3 separate regions of the Homo sapiens genome follow, and regions 2 and 3 are each linked to region 1. The links are chromatin contacts, found by Hi-C or POLR2A ChIA-PET in ENCODE. All regions are on one chromosome and are shown on one strand. The core of a region is the stretch at or near the end of the contact, and the rest is flanking DNA. Distances in the headings are between cores, read along the strand shown.

Region 1 (2,506 bases), core at 2-2,501:
TTGATGTGAGGCCAAGTATATCAATTTTTGGAACAATGGCTCACACCTGTAATCTCAACACTGTAGGAGACCGAGGCAGGAGGATTGCTTGAGCCTAGAAGTTCAAGACCAGCCTGGGTAACATAGCGAGATCCCGTCTCTCTCTCTCTCCTTTTTTTTTTTTTTTTTTTTGAGACAGAATCTTCACTCTGTCGCCAGGATGGAGTGCAGTGGCACAATCTCGGCTCACTGCAACCTCCGCCTCCCAGGTTCAAGCGATTCTCGTGCCTCAGTCTCCCAAGTAGCTGGGATTACAGGCGTGAGACACCAGCGTTCGGCTAATTTTTAAATTTTTAGTAGAGACAGGGTTTCACCATGTTGGCCAGGCTGGTCTCGAACTCCCGACCTCAGGTTATCCGCCCGCCTCAGCCTCCCAAAGTGCTGGGATTACAGGCATGCCATCTTTATTTTTAAAAAAAGAAAAGAAAAGAAAAAGAAAAACATAAAAACTGATGTGAAGATATGATTCTCCTGAGTGGCACTGGAAGATAGGCATGGGGAGAAAAGCCTGGCAAACTGGTCCAGAATGAGCCCCAAGGGTGTTCTTCCTCCATTTCCTCATCCCCACTCTCCCGGATGCTTAGGTCCCAGATGAGGTTGTCTGCATCCCTGAAGGTGTTCTGGCTGTGTTGTTAAAGAAAGATGATTGTCGACTGTACTGTGAGGGTCAGGACCTGGAATTCCTCATAGGTCTGAAGAAGCCTAAGGGACGCACTAAATCCATAGGCTGCGGCCAGAGCAGGCACGCTTAGGGTCGGGGTAGAACAGGGATTTGTAGCTGGGACAGGCCCATGCAGCGGCTTCAGCTCAATGCACAGTATTTTGTGTACAGATAAGAACATTTTCCTGAGAGATTTTATCAGATTTTAAAGAAGGTTAAAAAGCCGTGGTGATCCTAGGGCTCCTGGACTCCTTAGACAAGAGAACCGACGAGAAGTGGGGAAAGAGCTCAAGTGCTTAAGGGAGGGAAAATGTGGCGGGCTTGCGGTCGGTGGTTTTACGGGGACTACCACTCCCAGCGATCCGTGCGGCAGAGCCAGAGCTTATTGGCCAGTGGGACGAACCCTCTGCTAATGTGCATATTCAAAAGCCAATAGACGGGGCCATCTCGGAGCGTGCCTATCCTATCAGAGGACCACCCACCTATCAGAGGACCGATATCACCGCCCACCTATCAGAGGACTGAGGGCCGGTGCTTCCGGTGGCTGCCCAGAACTTCTTATGTGCGGCGGCGTGATGTTGGGCGGCCACAGAGAGATTGGTGTTTTTGTGAGGCAGTGAGACCTAAGGTATTTCATCTCCACTGCTGCCGGGCCTGGCGGGTGTGGGGAGGCTGTAGGGGGTCAGGAGGGAAGTGGATCGGCTCTTGGTGGGTAGGGGGCGGGAAGGAGGAGATTCAGGCGTGCAGAGAGGATGAGGAGAATGGGGCGGGCCGCGTGTGAGGGGTCGCGGGATGAGGATCGAGCTAGGGGTGGGTGTAAATGAGGGATTATGACCGTGACTCGTGAATAACACTCCTGGGAATATGTCCCAAGGAAGTCATCCAAAGTCAGGAAATGCTTTAAGCCTTAAGACCTCGGTCCGAGCTTTATTTATAGCGGGTAGCGGGATAAAGTTGGGTACAGCTAGGAGCAGTTCAGTACATTATGTCACTTCACTGAGTGTATGTGAAGTGGCCTCTAAAACTAATTTATTAAACTTTTAAATAACATAGGGAAATGCTAATATATAATGTTAGATGAAAACCGTGATACAAAGTTGCACAGTATAACTGAAAAAGTTTGACAGCCAAACTATGCATAGAAGAGTCTAGAGGGATTAGTCATAATTTTCTTTGGATGAATGTTTTTTCGTTAACTCTTCTTAATTTTTTTCTTGTGTATGATTTTTGTTTCCAAATAAGTGTAAAGAACTTGAAATCATTTTATAGTGGAAATACAATAAACTTGGAAAACAAGTTGGGGGAGGGATGTACTTTTGTTTAAACCTGCTGGAAATGCCAGTTCACCTGAATCCCTTGATTCTCGTCATGAGTTGTCTTTAAAGAAGATGAAAAACAGAATTAAATGGTTATATACTGAGCACCGGCTCTTAGTTTTCTGACCACCTCTCCGGAGACCTGAACTAATACAGTGGTCTTTTCCCTCCTAAAACACCCAGGGTTCTTGATTTCATGTTCTCCAAAAAACTTATACTCTGGAGATTGTGAAACAATAGGTATACAATTAGTTTCAGGCAAAATCAGTAGCGTTGGGGAATGCCTGAAGAGCATTTAAACCTTGGTCCTCCTGGCCCTCTGATCTTATACAGTGAGGTTCTCCACTACCTTGACTTTAATGATTAACCCTATGTCAGTGATTTCCAAATCCTTACCTCTGACTGCCTAAGGTACATTGGTACCATGTAGACATCTTACATGAAGCACATGTTAATTTCAATTTGTCACATACTACACACGTTCCTCCCC
Region 2 (2,506 bases), core at 5-2,504, 870 kb before region 1:
AAAAAATAAAAAATAGAAATAAAATAAAACAATGGGGCAAAGTTTTGCTTTATTTAAATTACCAAACTCCTATATCTGATGTTAGGTCCCCTACCTTTGGAATCAAAGCCCTGCGAAGTATGGGCTGAAGGTGGCGCCTTTTCAGACAGAGTGTGAGGGAACGGTAGAAACAGCAGTGGCAGGATCGATTCTCTAATGGATCCATTCCCCGAGGGATGCAAGGTGATGCCTGAGGTTCTGGAAGGGGTGCCCGCGGATAACTCTCAGGGGCATGGGGTGGCAGCTCCATCCAGGGTCTGGATAGCCAAGTTTCTCTCCCCTCTGTTCATTCCTTCAGCTCTCCCCAGGGGAGATGACCCCCTATTGCTGCTGGCTGTCCTCAGCACTTACCTTCCCACACATGCTTTTGTCCCTTTTGTCCCAAAACATTCTATCTCTTTCCTCTTCCTTTATTTAAATTCCCAAAGCCTGTAGTTGATCTTAGCACGGTGTTCTGTCAAATGCAAGGAAAATAATTTATACTATGGTGTAAGAGACTGATAGGTTTAACTATTCAAAGGAGCATTCGCATCTTTAAGGGACAGTTTGTGAACTCAAACACATCTCAAACGGGTAGAATGTGCACGGGAAATCTCTTCGAAGCAGGGTCTCAGGAACTCTTCCAGTTCCACGTGTGTAGTGCCCACCGGGCCACCGCCACCCGCCTCCTGGGAGCAGGACAGGGCTCCGCTGCCGAGCCCCTCTGCGGAAAGCTCAGGCCCGGCGCTCCGGAGTCTGGGCTCCCGGGGTGGGCGGGGATACTTAGGCCCCACGTGCCCCGCGGCGGAGCGGTCCCCAAACCTGAGCCCTGGCCTCTGCCGGCCCGGAAGGAAGCCGCGGCGGAGGAGGGGGCGGCGGGGTGCCCCGAGCGCGCCTCACCTGCGGGCGGGCGCGTCCCGGGCTTCCATCCTCCTAGACCGGGCCTCCTCGCTGGAAGGGGTGGATTCGCCCCAGCCCTGCCGCCCACCGCCCACCGCCCACGCCCGCGCCCGCGCCCGCGCTTCCACGCAGCCATCGCCCCAGCCCGCCGCCCGCGCCGGATCGGGGGCCGCCCGGGCCCCTCCACCTCTCGCCCGCGCGGGTCCTGGGACCGCCGCCCGGCGCCTCCCTCGCCGCCCCACTCCGGAACGCGCCGCCGAGAGGGCGGAGACTGGGGCGAGGGAGGGGCCGCCCCGCCCGCCTCCCGCCTCCCGCCTCCCGCCTCCCGGGGCCTGGAGCGCGCGTGGCCCCGGAGCCGCCGGCGCCGCGCGGGGAATAGCTGTGCAGCACGCCGAGCCCGGACTCGGCTGGCTCGGCTCGGCGCGGGCGGGCGAGAGGATGCTGGCGGGCTTCCCCGGGCTCGGCCCGCGCTCCCGCCGGGGAGGGCCCCGCGCGCGCCCCTAGCAGCCGCCGCCGCCGCGGGTGCAGGGGAGGGGTCCGGAGAGCCGCGCTCGCCGCCGCCCGCGCCTGCCGGCCCCCGCACGGCCCCTGCCCCTGAGCCTCAGCCCCAGGGCGGGCGCGCTGGGCCGGCGCCCACGGATCTCCCAGCCCTCGTCGCCGCCTCCTCCTTCCCCCTGCGGCCGGGCGCCCGCGGATGCTGAGGGGCAGCCCTGCGCCTCTCCCGGTCGGATCCCGGGCCTGACGGCGGGAGATCGCGCTCCGGCCGGGCCCCGAGGCGCTGCCGGGGCGGCGCGGCTCTGCGGGGAGCAGCCCTCGGGCGCGCCGAGCTCTCCCGCCCCAGCCCGCGCGGGGACCGTCCCGGAGCACGCGGTGGCCGAGTTCCCGCACAGGTAAACGCAGGGGCAGGGCCAGGCTTCCGGGGGGGAAGACAGCGCCCCGAGCGTGGGAAGGGGGCCGGATCGGAGCCCGAGCCTCCAAGGGTTTGGTGGAAAAAGGAAGTAAACAGAAGGAAGGCTCAGGAATCCCCCACGATGGTCCTGATTTCTTTCCGGCACATTTTATTTACAGCTTCTAAGGACTGGGCCTGGAGGGAATTTAGGTGAGGAAGTCGGGGACTGAGAAAGAAGAGATGACAGAGAGAAACCGGTTACCAGGGATGGAAAGGCGGCTAGGCCCTTCCACAAGCCAGGGACAGGAAATTGAGTGTCTGGCGTGGACAGGACTAAGTGTGCCTGCGGTGGGCGGTGGTGTGAGCCGGGGGTGGCAGGGAAGGCCCTGGGTTGGGAGGCTCTTGCAGCAGAGATCCTTTTATGAGGGTTAGGGCGGGTCATGGGGAAACCGCAAGGTAGGAGGGAAGAGGTGCTTCTACTCAGCAATGCCCTTTTCAGTTCTAGCTGATCAGTGCTACCTGTGCTCTGGAAACCCGCTCTGCGTTCCTGCTGGAGGTGGCCTCCCCTCCGCCCCAGACAAGAAGAGGCCCTCAGCCCTCCCCCGGTCTCAGAGAGCCCTGAGAGGAGGCCCAGTCCAGAGCTCTTCCTCCGTTCCCAGTCCACTTCTCTAGGGCCAGTAGCAGACACCAGCCAGTATG
Region 3 (2,506 bases), core at 3-2,502, 660 kb after region 1:
TCGGGGTGGGGTGGGTCACAATAAGGTCTGTGCGGGTTCCCTCCCGACGGTTTTCGAGCTCATCTACCTCGAAAGTTACTTGGGATTGAGTAAAGAGACCCAGTCCCCAAATGCGAGATCAGAGGACGCGAGGGGCAGAAAACCCCAACCTGGCTTCTCGCTGCACAGAGGCGCGCACCTCCCCAAAGGACAGTGCGCGCGGCCGCCCCTGGGGGCCAGCCCTCCGTCGCCTCCAGGTCTCCTGCCCGGCCGGGGCCCTGGGCCGCTCAGGGGAACGTGGCCTGGAGAGGGGCGCGCGCCGCCGGGCCCAGCAGGGGGGCTGCTCCGGCCAGGGGTCACACAAGCCTCCAGCACCTCCGAACACCGTGACAGTGGCCCCAGGCAGCCCCGGTGCATACACACCCGGGGGCAGGAAGTTTTTTCCCCCCCTTTTTTTCCCCCTGGAGCAGCGCAGGCGCAAGGGCTCCTGCAGCCTGCGAGTCCAGACGCGGGAGGCTCCTGTCGCCGCCGCCGCCGCCGAAGCCGAGCCCAGGGTTCCGGGTTCCGGCCCCGCTCCCACGCCCGGCCCGGCCCGGCCCCACGCGGCGGCCAGGACCTGGGTCTCCCTCCGGCGCCGCATCCGAGGCGCTCCAGCCCGGCCCGGCTCTTACCTCCGGCGCGCGGCTCCGGCCCCGGCCCGACGCGCAGAGAGCCCGGGGTCGCGGGTGGGCGCAGGAGGGCTGATGGAGAGCGGACAGCGCCGGCGGGTAGCGGTGGCTGGGGCCGCTCGGGTCCTGGCCGGAGGAAACGGATCCAGGTCCTCCTCCTCGCGTTCCTGCTCTCCGCCTTCTCCCCTCGTTCCTCCTCCTCCTCCGCCGCCGCCGCCTCCCGGCAGCCCAGGGAGGATGCCCGGGAGAGGGAAGTCGGTCCTCCTGCCTGTCAGCCTGTGCGGCTATGAGCGGTGCGGCGCGGCTCTCATCGAGGCGGCGGCGGCGGCGGCGGCTCCGGCAGCATCGCCCCCGCCCTCTCCCCGCAGCCGCGGCGGCCGCGGGGCTGGGGCTGGCTCCGGGCTCGCGGCTCGGGCTCCGGGCGGGGGCTGCGCTCAAGCGCGGCGACCGCCGGGGCTGCGGACGGGCGCTGCGGAGCCGGGGCCGGGGCTGGAGCTGCGGCGAGATCCGCGGTGGCGGGGACGGCGGCGGCGGCGCGGGGGCTGGCGCGGCCGCGGCGCGGGGACCATGCTCCCTTCTGGCTCGCTCCGCTCCGGGTACCGTCTGCTTTAGCTGCGAGGGAGGCGGGCTTCGGCGCGCAGCCAGGGGCGGGCGGAGCCAATCACGGGCGCCCGAGTGGGCGGGGGTGGCGGGTGGGGGAGGCGGGGCCCTCTGGCCCGGCCCGGCCAGGCCGGGCCCCGTGCGCAGTTTCCCCGGCCCGAGGGATTCCCGGCTGCCGCGCGCCGGGTCCGAGGTTGGAGTGCTCGCGGGTGTGTCCGTCGGTCCGTCCGTCCGCCGCCCCCGCCCCCCGCGGTGGCCCCCGGCTCGCCTGGCTCCGCGGCCGCGCCCGGCAGACGCACGGCGCGTGGCACGGGCTGCTCCGCCGTGGCCTCCTGGCCTTGCTGGCCCAGGGTTGGGGGCCCGGGACTGAGGCGAGCTCCCCGTCTGCTCTCAACACCTGAGGAAACTGGCGGAAAAGTTTGAGAAGGAAAAAGTCCAATCGTCTTTCAGCTTCCGCCCTCTTTATGACACTCCAGCCTTGGAAAGGAGCAGGAATTGTCCACACCTCTGAAGGACCAGGGAGAGCCCTGCAAAGTGTCCACCAGCCTTCTGAGTCAGCCCTGCCTCTCCTGGGGCGCGCGACTTTTCTGTTCATACTGACCCTTAGGAATCCAGGAAGCCTTCTCTGTTTAACAGCCTGACCAGCCTTTGATGTCTATACCGACTACTCACCCCCACCACAGCTCGCTCTCTCTCACACTGTCTACACTGACTTCTCAGTCCCACCACCTCTCGGTCTACACATGCTGTCTACACAGACCCTAACTTCTAACCCTAATAGAAGAGATTTGGCCAGAGGCGTGTGGGACCCCCAATGAGGGCTTTTCCATTATGCTAGAATATTTCACTCTGGGCACAGTCTTCTCCACCCCGACCGCTCTCCTAATCTGGTTTTTATTCCCCGACCTCTCCCTCCTCCCCTACATCCCCTTTACCTGGTTTTGAGTTTCAGAGGAAATATCTGTACCTGCCCTCCTCCTCCACCCCTGTCTGAATGTAAAGGCCTGAGGGCCCAATCCTCATCCTCCACCCTCCCTCCGCTCCCCCGGGTAAAGGCCTGAGGCCTGAGGCCTTGCTAGAAATTGGAGTTGGGGTGCTGTAGGTAGTGTGGGGAGCTGGCTGTGGGGGCCCAGCTGGGAGGAGCTGGCCTGGGGAGGGCTTTGCCAGTCCTTGCCTCCATCTACCAGGGCCAAGGAGGACTGAGCCGGTAAATATTTTCTTCTCAGCTCCCCCCCTGTGATGTCTGATCCAGGCCTCTG

Evidence for each region. Hi-C counts contacts between places; a loop is a spot of excess contacts on that map. ChIA-PET counts read pairs that join two places held with the same protein, here RNA polymerase II (POLR2A). Pooled maps may share reads with other maps.
Region 2: a loop to region 1 is called in a pooled map, with 11 times the contacts of the local background. The contact joins the promoter of ADCY3 here to the promoter of WDCP in region 1. A Hi-C loop is called at or near these places in 7 of 50 pooled maps.
Region 3: a map with no recorded cell type shows a loop between it and region 1 (4-fold over the local background). The contact joins the promoter of KLHL29 here to the promoter of WDCP in region 1. A Hi-C loop is called at or near these places in 2 of 37 single-sample maps with no recorded cell type and 6 of 50 pooled maps. POLR2A ChIA-PET finds 5 or more read pairs at or near these places in 1 of 52 experiments (Panc1).

The regions. Positions count from the first base shown.
Region 1 is chr2:24,046,136-24,048,641 of GRCh38, reverse strand. WDCP (WD repeat and coiled coil containing) reads left to right here and starts at 1,251. Exons shown (of 4, transcript NM_025203.3): 1 at 1,251-1,328. It also overlaps a transcript of FKBP1B not described here.
Region 2 is chr2:24,918,985-24,921,490 of GRCh38, reverse strand. It overlaps ADCY3 (adenylate cyclase 3), which reads left to right and starts at 1,254. Exons shown (of 22, transcript NM_004036.5): 1 at 1,254-1,808; 2 at 2,307-2,506. The coding sequence starts at 2,504. It overlaps LOC124907742 (a long non-coding RNA gene), which reads right to left and starts at 1,147. Exons shown (of 2, transcript XR_007086246.1): 1 at 919-1,147; 2 at 33-493. RefSeq lists silencers at 700-789, 800-1,009, 1,050-1,109, 1,140-1,869.
Region 3 is chr2:23,383,925-23,386,430 of GRCh38, reverse strand. It overlaps KLHL29 (kelch like family member 29), which reads right to left and starts at 1,252. Exons shown (of 14, transcript NM_052920.2): 1 at 651-1,252. LINC02923 (long intergenic non-protein coding RNA 2923) reads left to right here. Exons shown (of 6, transcript NR_187213.1): 1 at 1-2,506. RefSeq lists silencers at 136-995, 1,166-1,515.